Regions from separate parts of the Homo sapiens genome. Here region 1 is linked to region 2. Evidence: chromatin loops called from intact Hi-C (ENCODE). Cell type or tissue: CD4-positive, alpha-beta T cell. All regions are shown on one strand. Links, peaks and the distances in the headings refer to the core of each region. The heading gives the core; the rest is flanking DNA.

Region 1 (10,405 bases), core at 1,592-9,591, 490 kb before region 2:
AATGGAAGATAAACAAAGAAAATTAAAGATACAGATCACTTGAACCCCTGAAGAAGACATATAAAACAATGGAATAAAACTCACATTTAAGCCTATAATCTAAAATGGAGAAATAGACTATGTTCATGTACTGGAAGACTCAATATTGTTAAGATGTCAGTTCTTCCCAAATTGATCAACAGGTTTGACTCATCAAAATCCCAAGAAACTTTACTGTAGAAACTAATAAGCTGTTTCTAAAATTTATATGGAAATGCAAAGTATCTAGAAGAGTCAAAACAGTTTTGAGGAAAAAAACAAAGTTGGAGGATTTGTACTGCTTGATTTCAAGACTTACTAAATGAACAGTAATCAAGAAAGAGTGTTATTTGCATAAGGATTTACATATAGAGTAATGGAACAGAGTAGAAAGACCTGAAATAGACCCACACTCATATGGTCAATTACTTTTTTCTAAAGGTACCAAGGCAATTCAATGAAGAAAGAGTAGTCTTTTCAACAAATAATGCTGGAATAACTGAACATCCACATGAAAAGAATGAACCTCAACTCTTACTTTATATCATACACAAAAATTTATTATTTAAAATGAAACATAAACCTAAACATAATATTTAAATATATAAAACTTATAGAAGAAAACATAGCAGAAAATATTTCTGATCTGGGATAAGCAAAGATTTCTTGGCTGAGCGCATTGGCTCACACCTGTAATCCCAGCACTTTGGGAGGCCAAGGCAGGTGGATTGCTTGAGCCCAGGAGTTCGAGACCAGCCCTGTGCAACATAGTGAAACTCCATCTCTACAAAAAATACAAAAATTAGCCGGGTGTGGTGGTGCATGCCTAGAGTCTCAGCCACTCAGGGGGCTGAGGTGGGAGGACTGCCTGAGTTGGGAGGTCAAGACTGCAGTGAGCCATGATCGTGTTACTGCATTCCAGCCTGGGTGACAGAGTGAGACCCTGTCTCAAAAAATAAATAAATAAAAAATAGATTTCTTAGATTGGGCATGAAAAACAAAAATAGAAAATGATAAATTGAACTTCATCAAAATTGTAGACTTCTCTCTTTCAAATATACCATTATTAATGAAATAGGCCACATGATGAGAGAAAATATTCATAACACATACATACGACCAAAAACTTGTATGCATAATATATAAAGAACTGTTATTACTCAGTAATAAGACAAACTACCCAATTTTTAACATTGGCTATGTTGAAATACTTTACAAAAGATGATAATGAATGTCCAATATGCACATGAAAAGATGCTCACCCTTGTTGGTCATCAAGGAGCTGTAAAGTAAAACCACAATGAGATGCCAATACACACTCACTAGAATGGCCAAAATGATCAAAACTGATGATACCAAGGGTTGGCCAGGATATGAAGCAACTGAAACTCTCATATGTTGCTGTCGAGAAGGCAAAATGTTACAACCCCTTTGGAAAATAATTTGTCTGCTTCTTATAAGGTTGAACCCACAGTTACCATACAATACAGCAATTACATTCCTACCTTTTACCTGATAAACATAAAAACGTGTCTACAAGAAGGCTTGTATACAAATGTTAATAGCAGTTTTATTTATAACAGCAAAAAAAAAACTAGAATAACCTAAGGCCTATCAAAAGTAAAAGGATACACATTGTGGCATACACTCAGTAATAAAAGTAATGAACAATTGACCCAGCAATGCAGCAGCAAGGATAAACCTCAAAATATTATTCCGAGTCAGAGATGCCAGACACAAAAGAGTACCTACTGTATGAAATTTGACAAAAGGTAAATCTTATTTACAGCAGCAGAAAGCTGCTCAGTTAGTGATTGTTTGGGTAGGGGGGATGAAGACAAAGGGCCAGGAGGGAGTTTTTTTAGATAATGAAATGTATTATCTTGGTGGTAAAGGTAACATGAACATATACATTTTTAAAATTTATTAAACTGGGCTGGGCACAGTGGCTCACACCTGTAATCCCAGCACTTTGGGAGGCTGAGGCAGGTGGGTCACTTGAGGTCAGGAATTCAAGACCAGCCTGGCCAACATGGTGAAACCCCATCTCTACTAAAATACAAAAATTAGCTGGGCGTGGTGACACGCCCCTGTAATCCCAGCTACTTGGGAGGCTGAGGTGGTGGAACTGCTTGAACCCAGGAGGCAGAGGTTGCAGTGAGTCGAGTTCATGCCACTGCACTCCAGCCTAGGCGATGGAGCGAGACTGTGTCTCAAAAAATAATAATAATTATTATTATTAAACTGTATATTTAAAATTGGTACATATTTATATATGTGAGTTAAACTTCAAAAAGTTGATGTTGGCCGGGTGCAGTGGCTCACACCTGTAATCTCAGGCCTTTGGGAGGCCCAGGTAGGTGGATCACCTGAGGTCAGGAGTTCGAGATCAACATGGCCAACATGGAGAAACCCCACATCTACGAAAAGTAGAAAAATTAGCTGGGTGTGGTGGCATGTGCCTGTAATCCCAGCTACTCTGGAGGCTGAAGCAGAAGAATCACTTGAATCCAGGAGGCGGGGGTTGCAGTGAGCTGAGATCACGCCACTGCACAAGCCTGGGCCACAGAGTGAGACCCTGTCTCAAAAAAAAAAAAAAAAAAAAAAAAAAAGTTGATGTTAAAAAAGTATAATCTAAGAAAATTTTCCAGGAAGAAAAAAAAACACCTGAATTTATTAATGGAAATATCCCATGGTGTATGTGGTAAATTGGTATCAGTCACTCAAAAATATGGTCAGGTATACATACATATATATATATATATATATATATATATATATATATATATATATATACCCAATGTGCCAAAAGTAACACCCACAGTTCTCTCTGAGACATGCCTTTCTCTCTCTGGACTTCATCAGGATATGCCAAGCTACTCTAAAGAAGGGCTCTTAAGAGTCCAAGAAACTCCTGTGTCTGGCTGAGGAGTAAAGAGAGTGGAACCCAGAGGGTGTCACCTGCCTCGTTGAAGGTCTCATAAGCCAAATTAAAGAGTTCAGTTTTATTTTGAAAGAAATGAGCAGGAGCCTCTGGAGGGTTTTAAGCATAGGGTTGATGTAGTCAAATCTGTGGTTTAGAAAAATCAACTGTCCAGTCCCAGGAGCTTGGAGGAAGGAGGCAGGAAGACCAACAGGAGACTGTTGAAGTAAGTCTGGTAATAAACAATGAGGGCTTCAGGTGATTCGTGATCATAGGGATGAAAGAGGGGGAAAATGAAGACATACCGGGATATTTGTGGAAGAAAATCCAGCTTTCTAATATAATTATATATTATACAAACTATAATGTTACACAGAGACCAATGAAGCGAATCACACACTCAAGCTATTCTTTTAAGAAGTTTGGCATTTTGTGGCCAGGCGCAGTGGCTCACACCTGTAATCCCAGCACTTTGGGAGGCTAAGGAGGGCGGGTCATGAGGTCAGGAGATCGAGACCAGCCTGACCAACATGGTGAAACCCCGTCTCTACTAAAAATACAAAAAATTAAGCCAGGCATGGTGGCACACACCTGTAGTCGGGAGCCTGAGGCAGGAGAATGGCTTGAACCCGGGAGGTGGAGGTTGCAGTGAGCCGAGATCATGCCACTGCACTCCAGCCTGGGTGACAGAGCGAGACTCCATCTAAAAAAAAAAAAAAAAAAAAGAAGTTTGGCATTTTGTTTTCCTTCTGCTCCCTAAAGTTTGGTCACTAACATTATGTGTCAACACCCATTGAATTTAAGGAGCAGTTGTTCAAGTTTGATCATGAGCACATGGACTGCACACAGTTGTCTGCCCAAGGTGCTGAGCATCCATTTGGCTGAATTCTTAATGAACCACGAGGCTCACTTCATTCTTCACTCCTTTAAAGACCAAGATGACTTTGGCCAGCATATTCAAAATGCATCTTAACTCTTCTCTGTGTTTTGTCCATTTCAAATGATATGTGCCCTAGTTTGGGTTCACTAGAAACAGATGTTTTTGAAGAATCAGACACACAAGAAGAATTATTGAGGAAGGGAGAAGGCTGGACGAGTTTCAGACTATAATGCAGGCTGACTCCCAGGGAAAGAAATTGGACAGGAAGGAGCACTGGGGAGGAAGCGTCTCAAACCACAGTCCTCGAGTCAGAGCCACACGCCTCTTGCTGGAGTGGGCTTGCCTTAGTGCCTCTGCTATGCTCAGCCGTCCCAGGGATCAGCCCCCTGGGGAGTGTGGCTCAGCACATTGTGGTGCTGAATCCGGAAGCAGCACCTGGGGCCAGTCAGGCAATTTTGCTCTTCACAGTAGGAGACCTGAGTGGTACATTTTCATGGCCACCCGCCTTCTCTCTATTTTCTGTTCTTCTGGCCTTTGCTCTCCAAAATACCATTTTTCTCTAAGCCTGTATTCTTCCTCTACAAAATCAGAAATATGATAATCGAATCTTAAGCATTCTTCCAACATTTGACAAAGATGAGGAACTCAGCCCTGGGCACCCAAGAGGTCCCCATGAAACTTTATAGCAGGAAAATATTATTCTCATTTTTGTTAGGGTTCATTCCTTTTCTCCAGTCCCACATCCCCCAGCATAGTGTTGTGCCTACGTCGCTAAGGGAATTGTGCCCCATTCCCACACTGTAAAAAGATGCCAGAATGCACCAAATTCCACAGTACACCATCAGGCCACTCTCTTTCTCTCTCTCTCTCTCTCTCGTGTGTGTGTGTATGTGTGTGTGCGTGTGCGTGTGCATGCGCGCATGTTTTGGGGGGAGGTATTCTCCCACAGTGTTAGCTTTTAAATGTTTTAAGTCGCTGGCTTTTTTTTTTTTTTCTCTAGAAGACCTGGTGATTTTATCATAAACAGTTTCTGAAGATCCTCCTGGCCTAGATGAGCTGTTCACCTTTGAAGTTGCTATGGAAACCAGTGCGGTTTTTTTAAATATATAAATTATTGATGTAGAGGAAAGAGAGGCTGTGATGCTTCAAAGAAAGGCAAATGAGGCATTGGAAGATATGAAAAAGTGAAATACCTAAACATATTAAGTATCAAGAACAACCTTTCCATCTTCACTCAAGCTGTCCTATTAATAATAGGAAGCTTTCAGGAATTCTATACGTAAGGAATAAGAGCTCTTATTTCTGTGCCCAAAGGTCAATTAGCACCAGTTGGCTGAATAAGTGGATGAAGAATGGGAAATACAGCAACCCCGAGACAGTGTTAGGTAAACTATCCTGGTCACAATCTACTGTTGGAATGAAAGGCGTTGATCACCTCATGATTAGCTGGTTGTCACAGCTTTCCATCAGCTCTGTTCCTTAAACCCTGAGAGTTTCCACCATGAATCACTCATTCACTTTGGACAATTCTATTTTCTGGGTTGTGGAGGTTTGAAAATTGGTGTCCACAAAAATATCACACTGTGAAGTAGCTCAAAAAAGCCAGCGGTGGTATACTATTGTAGGCCAGAGGCTTCTGGCTGAATCAATGTAACCACTATATCCAGGTGTTATGATCTCTCAAGCATAAAATAAGATCACATTAATTTTTAATGGATGGAACCCACAGACTGGCTTCGTAGCTAGATCTCAGACTCTTGTAGGGGCCACAGAGATTCACTACATTTTTGTGGGGTGTGTGTGTGTGTGTGCATGTGTGTTGAGACAAACTCTTGTTCTGTTACCCAGGCTGGAGTGCAGTGGCACAATCTCAGCTCACTGCAGCCTCTGCCTCCTGGGTTCAAGTGATTCTCTTGCCTCAGCCTCCAGAGTAGCTAGGATTACAGGCGCCCACCACCACACCCAGCTAATTTAGATATATATATAGTATTTTTAGTAGAGATGGATTCACAATGTTGGCCAGGCTGGTCTCAAACTCCTGACCTCAACTGATCTACCCAGCTCGGTCCCTCAAAGTGCTGTGACTACAGGCATGAGCCATCGCACCCGGCTGAGATTCCCTGCCTTCAAAGAAGAGGGATCCCCACTCAAAGAAGGACTTACCTGGCTGCTAAGAGTGCTGCTGCCCCTTCAGCTCCTGCCTCAGCTGCAAAGAGCTGCCTTGCCTAGTGTTACACTCTTCCTGGGATGGCTTGTACTCAGTAATGGATGAAAGCCGGCGTATAAAGTCCCAGCTATTTCAGTCCATTGCAGAGCAATTCTGATGCTTTTTGGCTCACAGCCACCTGTTGGACTGGTCAAGGATGTTGGGCCTGCATCTCAATTTGCCTTCTTTCTCAGCCTGATCTAGCTTCCTTCTCTCTTCCACATGTGTTGATTTCAAGGGTGCTTCCTAATAAACATCCTGAGCAGTGAACTCCATCTCAGTCTGCCTGCCAGAGGACCCAAATTGCAGCAATTCCTCCCAGCCCCATGCCACCTGGCAATGCCAAGTAAAATACAAAATGCCTGGTTAAATTTGAATTTGAGATAAGCAACTAATACCTTTTTAGTATAGGTATGTCCCAAATATTTTTATGGCCTAATCTGTATGCCTAGTATGACATTGGATTAAATAAATGTTTGTTGGATGAACTAGAATTTTAGGATCCTGTCTTACAATAGAGAACCCTGTTACACAGAAGAGGCAGAGGTGGGCAATGGTTCCTTGCACTTCATTATGCAAGTATTTTACAAAATGTTCACAGATAAGCAATATCTCAATTACCTGGGGGTGCTTGTATAAATGCAGATTCTCAGGACTCACCAGATTTACTGAAGGAGAACCTCTGGGGCTGACCCCTGGAAATTTGCATTTGTAGTAAGCCTCCTAAGTGATTCTTCTGCTCCTAAAGTTTAAGAAGCTTCCATACTATGACCTGTGGCCTTGAACTAGAAAGACCAGTTTGATCCAAATTAGGAAGGCCTGTCTCTGAAGTCAACCAAGAACTGTAGAAAGCAGAGAATCAGTCCTGTCTCTATCTGTTTGGCCACTCTCTTTCTCTTTCCCCTTGAATCTCCTTCAGATGGAAAGTAAGTTCCTGGACCAGGCTGATCATCATAGTCTCTGGGAGCAGAGTTTAAAAGAATGCAGGTCTACGAAGTCATAGCCAAGGAGAATATTATGCTGACCACAACAGGGGCTGTGAGAAGTCAGAGTCACTGGGAAAGACTTTAGGGAGGAGATAGCTTTAAATGACAGGCAACGTTTGCACAGGCCCATTGGAAAGGCTTGAGCATTCTAGAATAACTGAGTCTACAGGCTTAGAGGCAGGATAAGCATGTTGTATTAATCTGTTTTTTATGCTACTAATAAAGACATACCAAGACTGGGTAATTTATAAAGGAAAGAGATTCAATTAACTCATGGTTCCACATGGCTGGGGAGGCCTCACAATCATGGCAGAAGGTGAATAAGGAGCAAAGTCACATCTTACATGGCAGCAGGCAAGAGAGCATGTGCAGGTGAACTCCCCTTTATAAAACCATCAGATCTCGTGAGACTTATTCATTACCACGAGAACAGTATGGGGGAAACCACCCCCATGATTCAATTATCTCCACCTGCCTTGATATATGGGGATTATTACAATTCAAGGTGAGATTTGGGTGGGGACACAGCCAAACCATATCACATGTCATAGGAGGCACTTACTGTTAGAAGGGTCTTGAAACTCAGTGACAAGGTGGCTTAAGATCCAGGTGGCAGATGCAGGAACCTAGCTTCAACATGGAGCCTCAGGTTCCTGCTGCAAGATGTTCCACTGGAAATAAGAGAAGGAATCTTCCAAAGGGTTTAATCAGATCTCAGTGCATGAATACAGAACACTAAATAACTATTGTCAGTTCACAGATTGGTGCCCCAGTCAGCTGAACATTGGAGTCCAAAAACTCACCTTCATGTTTTAGACCTTTGCTGAAGTCTTCCTCACATAACACTCTATTCCCTTTTCCCCAGGCTAAAGGTGCATGGAATAGGTGGATGGTTTTCCCCAGATGCCAAGAAATGCCAAAAAAATTGTCTCCCCTGCCCTTTACTATTATTTAAGAAACAGTAATATTTATGACTAAGAAGGCATCAAGACATTTGGCTTTTGAAGAATGTGTCACCTCCATGGAGGGGTGAGGTGAAGGTTGTCACTCTTGACATACGCCTGGCTGGGGCAGCAGGTACATGTAGGGAAGAATTAAAAATAAGTTTGATAATTGATTACAATTTTTCAGGCATGAAAAGCTGAGATCGACAGTTCATCTCAGTCCATCTTTTGGGACTAATTTTCTTCTTGTCATTCAGGTCTTAGCACATGTCACCTTCTCAGAGAGGCTGTCCTTAAGCACCAAATCTCTCCCACCCCACTCTATTACTCTTATCACATCACACCGTTTTATTTGTTTTATTTTGTTTAGAATGCAAGTCATATATTTAAAATTATCTCTCATTTATTTGCCTGTTTGGTATCTTTCTCCACACTAGAAAGTAAACTCCATGAGAGCTAGTCCATGTCTGTTTTGTTCACAGCTATAATCCCTCACCTAGCATTGTGCTTGGCATTTAGTAAGTACTCAATACAACAGTTTTTGAATGAATGAATTAATGAACTTAAATGTTTACATTAAATGCCTTTAATGTTTGTTAATCCATACCAGAAACATTAATGCTGCAGGGGCCCCCGATTTGCACCATTCCCCAGAATCCATGTGGACCACTTTGTAAGTCCTGAACTACATTTTAAAAGCCACTCATCTATGCAAGTTCAGTGCAGAAAAACACAAAAGTTGAACATTTGAAGACTTTTCCTCAAACTGCAGCAGAGGGTTTTCTGATTTGACACTGAGAAAAAACAGCAAGTCAGTCAATATCCAATGTAAATGCAAGGGGTGAAAGGTATTAATTCTTCATAAACTTTACATTTTATTTTATTTTGCTTTATTTAGAGACAGGGTCTCTCTCTCTCTCTCTCTCTCTCTCTCTCTCTCTGTCTCTCTCTCTCTCTGTCTCTGTCTCTCTCTCTCTCTCTCTCTCTCTCCTCTCCAGGCTGGAGTGCAGTGGTGCAACCTTGGTTCACTGTAGCCTCAACCTCCTGGGCTCAACTGCTCCGCTCACCTCAGCCTCCCAAGTAGCTGGGACTACAGGCACATACCACCATGCCTGGCTAATTTTTATACTATTTGTAGAGACAGGGTCTGAATATGTCGCCCAGGCTTGTCTTGAACTCCTGGGCTCAAGCGATCCTCCCGCCTTACCCTCTCAAAGTGCTGAGATTACTGGTATGTGCTACTGTGCCCAGCCTAAACTTTACATTTTGAAACGTTTTAGCATGAAAAACTCAAATGTGTGACTTTCTCTTAAATGTTATCTCAGAAAAAAACTTGTGAGCCTTTCTAATGAGTAAAAACTTATTTTAAAAAACCTAAATAACACTTGCCACAATCTACTTGTCTGATGGAATATTTTGTTAAAATTTAGGTGGCAAAAAAAACAAATTTAATTAATCACTAAAAACTCAGAGTTCAGTCAAAGATAAAATAACTGGAAAATAGAATTTTGAAAGCTCCCGTAAGTCAGTGAAATTGTCTGCACACAACTTCCCAGTAAGTAAGATCATAATATTAAATGTAGTTATCTGCATCCTTGGTTTAATTGTTTTGAATGTCTCAATGGCTCATTTCTTCAGACCTGCAAAAACCAGAATTTTCCTAAAAACATGCAAATATGACTTGTAAATCCTTTACCCTTCTGAAGTCTATGTATCTATAATTATGTTCCCTGGTTTTAAAAAGGAAGCTGCTAAATAATCTGCTCCTTTGAAAGAAATGTTAAGGAATTTCAAGGTTGTTAAATCTATAAGTTGGTTAATTAGGTTGAGGTAGGCTCTTTGTGTTTCTGTTATTGATGTGGAAACTTGTGTCTTGATTCATTCATTTCTTTTTAATGTTATTTGAATTGAAGGCCTTATGTCATCACTGAATGATGTTTCTTGACTTCAAAGCCTCTTTGTTCCTAACAGAACCTAGCACAATCCATTCATTCAAAAAATATTTTTAAAGTACCTGCTATGATTTAGATATGACAGAAACAGCAGTGAAAAAAGACCTCTGTCTCCTTGGAGCTTGCATTTTGGTGGTGAAGACAGACAATGAATAAGATAAATAAGTAAAATATATGCTCTGCTAGATTGTGACAAGTGTTAAGGAAAAAAATAAGCAGAGAAGATATATTAATCTATCTTTGCACAGCTATGAAGAGACATCTGAGACTGGGTAATTTACAAAGAAAAGAGGTTTAATTGGTTCATGGTTCTACAGGCTGTACGGGAAGCATTACGTCTTCTGCTCAGCTTCTGGGGAGGTCTCAGGAAACTTACAATCATGGCAGAAGGTGAAGGTGAGGCAGGCACCTCTTACATGGCCAGAGCAGGAAGAAGAGAGAGATGGGGGAGGTACTACACACTTTTAAACAACCAGATCTTATGAGAACTCTATCA
Region 2 (10,405 bases), core at 714-8,713:
TTAAAGGCAGACCTCAGACTCAGGTCTGTCTGGTTCCAGGGCTTTGTCTCAGCTGCCCTGTTTGACTGCACAGGGTCAGCAGCCAACAAAGAAAACAAGCCCTTTAAGCACACTGTCAGAAGTTTATTTAAAGAAGAATTCCCAGGAACTTAGACCACATGAGAACCTAGCCCTACAAACCTTCCATGAGAAGATGACCGAGTATTTCCAATGTGAGAAAAAGAGATTATCTTAGTAAATACTAAACTAGGTTATTTGCCCTCAGTCCTGTGTTGCAAGATTACAAAGGGCTAAGTTCATGGAATGAGAAACCTAAAATTTTTAATTCACTAGGAGCTCTCATTCCAGCAGTGGGAAAAAATAGTTATGCTGTCTGGGGATTATGAATAAGTTGTGCCGTTGCCCGGAGTGAACATAAACAATCCATTCTGAACATAAGAGAATTCTTAGATCTTCCAAAAAGAATTATGCAATACTCTAGAGTAAATTTCACTTATAAATTGCATAGCAAACCTATCTGAACACCATGAAAGTTGATTTGTTTTAAGTTTTTGCCTCACTCCTCAGTTTGCCTTCACTTTTTCTTTAGATTCTGACAAATGAACAAGACATCAAACCTGTTACCACAGACTATTTTTTGATGGAAGAAAAATATTTTATATCTAAAGAAAAGAATGAATGTAGGAAACAACCATTCCAGAGAGCCATTGGTCCAGAAGAGGAGATCATGCAAATTTTAAGCAGCTGGTTTCCAGAAGAGGGATACATGGGCAGGATTGTCTTAAAAACCCAGCAGGAAGTAAGTGTGTCTGGGTGCAGCCTACACAGTAACGACTCATTATGTGATTAGCCATTTACCACTCACAACCTCCCTGAAATTCAGAATTTCTTGTAATTGCAACTTGGTTTATATTCTTCTTAAGTAAATGTGGATGAACAGTTTTATTCTTCTGCACATAATCAGAATATTATCTCTAAGGTACAGAAATTCAATCTAAAAAACATCCCTTAGACCGGGCGTGGTGGCTCACGCCTGTAATCTCAGCATTTTGGGAGGCCGAGGTGGGTGGATCACTTGAGGTCAGGAGTTCAAGACCAGCCTGGCCAACATGGCGAAACCCCATCTCTACTAAAAATACAAAAATTAGCCAGGCGTGGTGGCAGGCACCTGTAATCCCAGCTACTCATGAGGGAGGCTGAGTCAGGAGAATTACTTGAACCCAGGAGGCAGAGGTTGCAGAGAGCTGAGATCGTGCCATTGTGCTCTGGCCTGGGCAACAGAACAAGACTCTGTCTCAAAAAAAAAGACAAGGAAATATGTTTTCTCACACAAATAAACTATTCCATTTTAAAAATAAATAAAAACATACCTTATAAGATAAAGGAAGCAAAGATTCCTTATGCATGTCATCAGCTATGGGTCCAGTATTTTATTTGTATGTGTGAAAAGACATCGTTGTGAGGGTCACATTACTGTATAATGCAAAACCTGCAGGTATTTTCTATTCTGGGGATGACTGACTTCCAGTTTTAGCTAATAGAAGTTTTAGCTAATAGAAGCTTCCATGCTTACAAGTAAAATAATAATATTTCTTTGAAAATATTCCAGAACTTCATACAAAGTAAGAATAATATCTTGGCCTGAGTCAGAATTAGTAACAATTTATATTACGTGTGCTAAGATTCCCATGATCATTCCTGGGAAGGAAAGGATGCAACAACTGCCATGTTGACTCCAAACTGATTGGCTCCTGTTTGACTTAATTGATGAAGCACTTTTTTTTTTCCCTGAATTAACTGAGAAAACCCTACTAACTTAAGAATGACATATAAGGTCATTTCTCTAGCATAGACAGTCATGCGTCATGACATGTTGATAGTCAAGCAGTTGAGTCTATTCAACAATTTGATTACATAAATATTGAGCACCTAATATGTACCAAGCCCTGTTCTGGGCACATGATCTGCTCCTTTGGGGCATGTAATAGTGCTTGCCTGATAGAAGGTGCCTCAGGCCCATGCTTGCTAGGGCACAGTGAAGATAATAGCCAATTTTAACCATTGTGTGTTTTCACTTTCTAGTCACAGTGAGTGAATGTGACCTAAAGCCTCTACAGAGCTCTAGCATCAACTCTAGAGCCCAGAGCCACTGCCTTCTTTCCCTGACCTTGCCTGAGACAATGAAAGGGCATTTAATTTAAGCAAAAAAATGTAATTGTCTCCCCAGCCTTCTCTCCCTATTAAGACACACTAATTGCTAAGACAGAGACCAGGCAACCCTAATAATAATCACTTTATGATAAAATATCAGAGGGCTTAGCTGTACTTTTGAAGCCATCTTTAATGTCTAAATTTTTGTCCTGTTCCTAAATTGTCTTGCCTTATTAATTAGCTACATGTAAAAAGTATGTATCCTCTAAGCGATGTCAGAAAATCAGTAAATTTGTAAACCTCATACTTGTGTATGATTTACAGCGTTGAAAGCCCTCAAACACTATGTTGAATGATATAATGGAAACCATTTTACACTTAAGGAAATAGATTCAGAGAGGTGAAATCATGACAGGGTTAGAAGTAGAAAGAACTCAAGTCTATGGCTTCCAGGTCAGTGTTCTTTCCACCATCCTGTGCTACCCAAGCTGAAATTGTGTCCATCCTTGTGGATCACCCACACTCAGCACCTTGGGAGGAGCAGGAGGCAGTGGGTAGGCTAGAGGGAAGACAGGCTGGCTGCTGAGTGTCACAGGAAGCTTCATTTTATGCTCAGAGGAGCTGGGGAGGTGAGGGACACCCAAATGCAATTTAAATGTATACCACAACAAGCTGGGCACGGTGGCTCACACCTGTAATCCCAGCACTTTGGGAAGCCAAGGCAGGCTCAGGAGTTTGAGACCAGCCTGGCCAACATGGCAAAACTCCATCTCTACTAAAAATACAAAAATTAGCAGGGCGTGGTAGCAGGCACCTGTAGTCCCAGCTACTCAGGAAGCTGAGGCAGGAGAATCACTTGAACCCAGGAGGCAGAGGTTGCAGTGAGCCAAGATTACACCACTGTGTTCCAGCCTGGGTGACAGAGCAAGACTTCATCTTTAAAAACAAAAAAAAGTATATGACAACAGGCAGTAGGGACCTCAGGAATATGCTTCCAAAAGGCTGGTAAAGGAAGGCATTTTGAAGAAAAAGGGGCATAAATCAGAAGGGAAGGCTAACAAGATTTTTCTGATAAGTAAAATATGGCAAGTTGTCCTTTATATGCCTTTGTTAGGAAATTTTTGAAATGACTGAAATATATCTCAAAAGATAACTAAATTTAGTGTATCTAGGTTTACCTGGTGCATAGTGATACCCAAATAATAATTGCTGATTGAATAAATGAATTCAGTAATTACTGAATGTAAGAGGGCACTACTAGAGGAGACAGATTTGGGCTATAAGTATTTCCATTTATTTTATCCCATGGAACTAATAAGACATATAAGCAGTTTGCCCATATATGAAAATTCTTCAGTTGCTCTCTGTGACCTCTGATCTCTCCTGCCTTTTATAATTTTCTTGTCTCCTGGGCTTTCAAGCTGTCAGATACCACATCTTCCTGTGGTCAATGTGTCCTCTTCTGTTACTGGATTTGAAATTGGGTAAACCAGGATTGTCACAATGAACAGACCACCTAACTTCTGTAAACCTCACTGCCCTAATTTGTAAAATCTATATACAAACTACCCTACTTGACTCAAAGAAATGATCATGAGACTCATGTCAAACATGTACACAGACAAGGTGTACAACAATGCTTAGTAAAAAGGGATATAAGTGAGGGCTATTGTTATTTTGTTCATAACCTGTGGCTTCGAACTAATGTGGCTAGAAATACCTTAAAATAAGCTCTGAGGGAGGCTCAAAGGTGCTCTTTTTTTTTTTTTTTTTTTTTTTGAGATGGAGTCTGGCTCTATTGCCCAGGCTGGAGTGCAGTGGCGCGATCTCAGCTCACTGCAAATTCCGCCTCCCGGGTTCACACCACTCTCCTGCCTCAGCCTCCTAAGGGTGCTCTCTTAAAAATAAAGCTTAATGCATCGTTGTTGGGACATTTTATGTGCCAACTCTGGTTTTCTGATTTCTTGCCTCCTGGTTTGGGGGACAAAGATTATAAATTATGTCATGTGAATTACCTCTCAATCTTACTCTCTGACTGGTTAAATATATGATGATCAGTGCAATGACATATTATTAAGCAAGTTGTAAAACAGTATACATAGGATACAATCTCATTTTATGTAAAAAGAGACAATAGCTCATCTCTTCCCCCCCTTCCATTATATAATGGAGTATTCATTCATGGGAAAAAAATCAAATGGATTTTTTCACTCATTGAAAAAAGTTAAAATAGATTATATATCTTTATTTATTTAACAAAAAATCATGTAATTATAAGGCCATGATTGCAAAGTTAATTAAATGATTGGGGCAAGCTTCAGAAGCCAGTCCTTTCTGGCCCTGGTTGCAGTTTTGGCGCCACCTGGTGGCAGTTATCTATTCTGACTTTAATCAATGGGTACAATTCTAGTTGGAACTTCCAAGATAGCGACAGCAACTCATGGATTCTTCTGGTTAGTTAGTTAGCACCCATTTCAGTAGCCTGGTCTGGAGAGATGAGGCTAGAATTCTGGGGATAAGGGAGTTTTCCTGCCAAGACCTCACTTGCTGAGATGAGGTTGTCTACTGTTTACTTACTTTACCTCTCCCTGCCCTTTTACTAAGTCTCCCTCTTGCAAAAGGGAAGCTATCCTCATTTGAAAATGTGGTGGACAAAGAACAGCAGCAGCTGCTTGACAATCACATTATATCTAAATTCACCTAATTCAAGGGTGTTGCTTTACATAGTCACATACACAAAAATACATTTGAACATCCACAGCAAATGTTTAAAAGGATGTATTATCCAATGACAGTGGGGTATTTTGTGGCGAATAAGGTGGGAGAAGGAAAAAAGATGAGAATGGGAAAAGTTTGGTTTTTCTTATTGATACGCTTCTGTACTGTTTGAAAATTTTTAATAAGATACATATATCTGTAGATACATAATCCACCAAAAAGCCAATTAATCTAATTCTCATAATTTTACTGTGAATTTTGTCAAAATTTGTTTCAATGTGGCTTACCTCCAGCCATTCATTCAGCCTTGTCACTGCAGTTTTGTTCACCCAACCTGTCAATTTCATGGTTTATATTTCAGATGTCTAGCATTTCTTAAATGCTCAACGTCTGTGGAAATGGGTGAGCTTTCTTTTAAATACAATTTACTGTGTTCTTATTTGGCTTTTGCTAATTGGCAAAATGGTATATTGTCTTTCTACAAATTTACCTACAGTCAACTTGGACTCTCAAAATCCACAGCTAGGCGGGGCACAGTGGCTCACACCTGTAACCCTGGTACTTTGGGAGGCCGATGCAGGTGGATCACAAGGTCAGGAGTTCAAGACCAGCCTGGCCAGCATGGCGAAACCCTGTCTCTATTAAAAATACAAAAATTAGGCATGGTGGCACACATCTGTAATCCCAGCTAGTCAGGAGGCTGAGGCAGGAGAATTGCTTGAACCCAGGAGGTGGAGGCTGCAGTGAGCCAAGATCATGCCACTGCACTCCAGCCTGGGCAACAGAGCAAGACTCCATCTCAGAAAAAAAAAAAAAAAAACCCACAGCTAATAGGAGCAGATAAATTGGCTTGTTATGGATCTATCAACATCATCAGAAGCACAGTAGTTTCCTCCTCTCAGGAGATAGGTATATCCTTTTAGAACAGTTTATGAAATAATAACATAGTATATGAGATATTAAGCTAAGAAGTTTCTACATCACCAAGATACAAGCTCAGATTTTTGCTAGATTTGTCTTTCTTTATTCTGCATAAACCTATTATTTACTCACATTTTTTCTTTTTAAACATAGAACCTAGAAGAGAAAAACATTGTTCAAGATGACAAAGAGGTGATCTTGAGCTCAGAGGAGGAGAGTTTCTTTGTCCAAGTGCATGATGTTTCTCCAGAGCAACCTCGAACAGTCATCAAAGCACCCCGCGTCAGCACTGCACAGGATGTCATTCAGCAGGTAAAAGCCTCTCCCTTCCTCACCTGAGTCCTTTCCTCAGCATAAATTATTGGAACAAATGTCTGTGCACTGATGGCTCATTTTATGAGTGAAGTTCCTCAACAACAGGGACCTCAAAGGGGAGTGTGTGCCTCTTAAGGCTGGGAAATTGCCTCACATGGTGGCTCATGCCTGTAATCCCAGTTTTAGGAAGCTGAGGCAGGAGGATTACTTGAGCACAGGAGTTGGAGGCTGCAGTGAGCTATGACTGGCCACTGCACTGCAGCCTGGATGACAGAGTGAGGCCCTGTCTCTAATTGAAAAAAAAAACAACCAACCCAGTGGCTCACACCTGTAATCCCAGCAGTTTGGGAGGCTGAGGGGGGCAGATCACTTGAGCTCATGAGTTTGAGACCAGCATGGCTGACATGGCAAAACCCTGTCTTTACAAAAAGTACAAAAATTGCTGGGCACGGGGGTTCACGCCTGTAATCCCAACACTTTGTGGGGCCAAGGCGGGTGGATTGCCTGAGGTCAGGAGTTCGAGACCAGCCTGGCCAACATGGTGAAACCCCATCTCTACTAAAAATACAAAAATTAGCTGGGCGTGGTGGCAGGCACCTGTAATCCCAGCTACTTGGGAGGCTGAGGCAGGAGAATCGCTTGAACCCGGGAGGCAGAGGTTGCAGTGAGCCGAGATCATGCCATTGCGCGTCAGCCTGGGCAACAAGAGTGAAACTTCGTCTAAAAAAAAAAAAAGTACAAAAATTAGCCAGGCATGGTAGCATGCACCTGTAGTCCCTGCTACTCAGGAGGCTGAGATAGGAGGATCGCTTGAGCCTGGGAGGCAGAGGTTTGCAATGAGCCAAAATCGTGCCACTTTACTCCAGCCTGGGCAACACAGCCAGACCCTGTCTCAAACAAAAACAAATTTTAAAAGTTTAAAATCTTGGAAATATTAATTCATTCCTTCAACAGACACTTAGTATCTACAGTGAGTTTGGATCTCTATAAAGCATTGATAATAATGGATTTAGGAAGTGACTCTGCAGTGACAATGTCATGGTCCCAGAAATACCTAAGCCAGTAGGTACTGACCATCTCTCAAGGATCCTACAGAGGACAAGTAGGAGGCCTACTCTGATCCTCTCCCCTCCTCTAAATCACGCTTCTCTGAGAGTTTACATGGTTTCAGAGAAGTTTGCTTCCTTCATAGCCTTGTTAGGGTAGGCCATTCATCAAACACCTATTTGAGAAGACATACAACACAACAATTAAGAGCACAGACCCTAGATCAAGCTGTGTTAGATTCAAATCCCAGCTCTACTTCTGAGACCTGGAGTAAAAGCTCAGATCTGTGCCTTAGTTATAGTAGTGTGCTGGTAAACCAGCTCTTTGTAAAAGAAAGATAAAAGCCCTTATTTATTTCTTTTGTGTAAATGCCCCTACCATATCTGATTTCACCAGACTATTCCCGTTGGCTCCAGCAAAACACTACATGGTAAGTCACCACATAGACCACCACATAGACAATATGGAGATAGTATGATAGTACTTTCCTTGAAGGTTAAGTATATGTAAGATGTTTAATACAATGCCTAGCAAATGGTAAACATTACTTAAGGGTTACTTGCTGTTCTTACTGTATGATAACTTAGTTAATATTAGCCATCTTATTCAACTGACTTTGAATTCCAAAGGGCCCAGACTTACATTTCTTTAACTTATCTTTGTCTCCCCTAAAAGTACAGCACAGTATCTGGGACATAATTGGCCCTCACTAAACATTTAATGAATTAACAAATGCATCAATGAAAGACATTCTTATATTAAATGAAAAGAGAGATCAGTTGACTTCTAAAATTCTTTCAACATCCAAGACTCTGTGATAGAGATAGCCCAGTGGGACAGAGACGCTCCTGAAGAGCAAGATTCTATTCCTCACTGGCTGACTTTCATGTCTGTGAGCGCTGGTACATGCAGAAAATCTGGTTCAGACCTTTATTGTTACTATTATAGCTGTATATATCCTGGAATCTACTTAACCTGTCTTAAGTATAAGCTTCCTCGTCTGAAATTCAGGATAATAACACCTAATTCATAGACTGTTGCAAAGCTAAATGAGGTAACGTGGGAAATTACATTACAAGCTACAACTATACAACTGCAAAATGAGTTGGATGAAATGATCTGGAAGATCCCCTTCATCTCTAGTCTGGGCCATTTTTCCACCTTAAAGTTTCATATAGAATGAATGCAAATGTTGGAGATTCTGTGTCTTTATTCAGTTGATCATAACTTACCTTTCAGACCTTATGCAAAGCCAAATATTCCTACAGCATCCTGAGCAACCCCAATCCAAGCGACTATGTGCTTTTGGAAGAGGTGGTGAAAGACACTACCAACAAGAAGACTACCACACCAAAGTCCTCTCAGCGGGTCCTTCTGGATCAGGAGTGTGTGTTTCAAGCCCAAAGCAAGTGGAAAGGTGCAGGAAAATTCATCCTTAAGCTAAAGGAGCAGGTGCAGGTAAAGTTTAAAGTTATTTTGCTCTGTTCTTAAGTTATCTGATACCCATAATTACACTGTAGCCAGATCTGGAAGCTGGTGAAATTTAGGAGAAAGTTCCTGAGTCAAGGAATGGAGTTAGGAGAAAATTGTTTGGCTTTGTTTTCACTGTGTGAAAAAACATGTGGCCGAGCTTGCGGTTAAGCAGTCCTAGAGGGGAGCTCCTCAGCCCTACTCTCTCCAAAGCTCTAGAGAGAAGAGGAAAGCGCTCTTCTGAAATAGTGTCATGTGACAGAGGAACCTGAGTTTAACCTAACACCAATGGAAGGTTCTTTGTTCCCACAGGCATCTCGAGAAGATAAAAAGAAAGGCATTTCTTTCGCAAGTGAACTCAAGAAGCTCACCAAGTCAACTAAACAGCCCCGAGGACTTACATCACCTTCTCAGCTCTTGACCTCAGAAAGTATCCAAACCAAGGAGGAGAAACCTGTGGGTGGCTTGTCCTCCAGTGACACAATGGATTACCGACAGTGACTAAGGGCAGCATGTTTAACCCAGGTATAGTAAGTCATTGCACCATCCTGGAACAGGGCTTAACTTAAACTACTTTGTAAGGAAGGCATAATTAGTACAATGTCTTTTATCTTTTCCAACAGGAGGATGTCCCTTGAAGGCAGGTAGGAATGGGACCTTAAAACAGGAAAAGGGCTCTGAAGATATGTGTAACATGATATGCTATTGAACACCGCCTATAAAGAAAAAGGGAAAGAGGCTGGGCGTGGTGGCGCATGCCTGTAATCCCAGCACTTTGGGAGGCCAAGGCAGGCAGATCACCTGAGGTCAGTTCAAGACCAGCCTGACCAACATGGAGAAACCCCGTCTCTACTAAAAATACAAAATTAGCTGGGCATGGTGGTGCATGCCTATAATCCCAGCTACTGGGGAGGCTGAGGCAGGAGAATCACTTGAACTTGGAAGGCAGAGGTTGCAGTGAGCTGAGATCACACCATTGCACTCCAGCCTGGGCAATGAGAGTGAAAACTCCGTCTCAAAAAAAAAAAAAGAAAAAAAAAAATATATATATGTAACTTGAGCTTTTGTAATTTTAGACCCCTTATTTATTTTGTAGATAAATAAGCAAAGCTCCCAAGAAGTCAATCAACTTGCCCAAAGTACTCTGATAGCCTTATTTCATCAGACAACTGTCTTCAGTATTAATAGCTGACAGAAACATTCTTCAAGGGCTCTATGGATCATTCAGCTTTTATTCTTTTGGATTTCTCGTTTTATTACTGTTCTAATTTAGGTTTGATGTAGCTTCAACAACCTCATCTCCTTCTGCCTCAATTAAAAAAATAAAAATCTGGCATCCGGGATGTGGTTAAAAAGAAAGCAAAATAACATAACAGCCTCAATCTTGGAAATGCAGTAAACTGACTGCTTGATAGTCACACAAATTTCATTCTATCTTAAAGCAAATTATTTACATGAGACCTGAATAAAAGCATGTGAGGGAACCAGTGGTAAGTCTCTCCTTTTCGCTTAGTTTCCTAATGAACCTAAGGGTTCATTAAAGCCCACTTTTCACCTGTTCCATGGTAGTTCACAGATTTAAAATTCCCAAGATGAACAGCACAGTGAAAGCATTGCTGTTTATGTGACAGAGCTTCACCATCTGCCTTTATGACAATGAGGAACTTCTGATATAAAACTGCCAAACTGCAGAAACTCACAATTAAAGAACTCAGTGATGCCTCTTCCCAGAGCCAAATTTTACTTAAAACAGCCCAAAAGAAGGCCCAATACATTGAGATCA

Evidence for each region. A loop is a pair of places that touch in the nucleus more often than their neighbours do. Peaks named below come from ENCODE experiments on the same cell type or tissue, not always from the same donor. Only the 100,000 strongest peaks of a DNase experiment are listed, where the experiment ranks them.
Region 1: a loop joins it to region 2, with 3 times the contacts of the local background. A loop is called at or near these places in 22 of 110 quality-filtered maps.

What each region holds. Positions count from the first base shown.
Region 1 is chr10:93,822,374-93,832,778 of GRCh38, forward strand. No RefSeq gene overlaps it. Among named protein-coding and RNA genes, the nearest start is that of SLC35G1, 66 kb to the right of the region's middle. In CD4-positive, alpha-beta T cell, for the core only: no CTCF peak of the experiment used is centred there; a DNase peak (open chromatin) is centred at 4,868.
Region 2 is chr10:94,315,958-94,326,362 of GRCh38, forward strand. It overlaps PLCE1 (phospholipase C epsilon 1), which reads left to right. Exons shown (of 33, transcript NM_016341.4): 29 at 590-799; 30 at 5,944-6,102; 31 at 8,392-8,610; 32 at 8,935-9,147. The coding sequence ends at 9,123. It also overlaps a transcript of NOC3L not described here. Among named protein-coding and RNA genes, the nearest start is that of PLCE1-AS1, 34 kb to the left of the region's middle. In CD4-positive, alpha-beta T cell, for the core only: CTCF peaks have their summits at 4,518 (motif pointing left) and 4,717; a DNase peak (open chromatin) is centred at 4,514.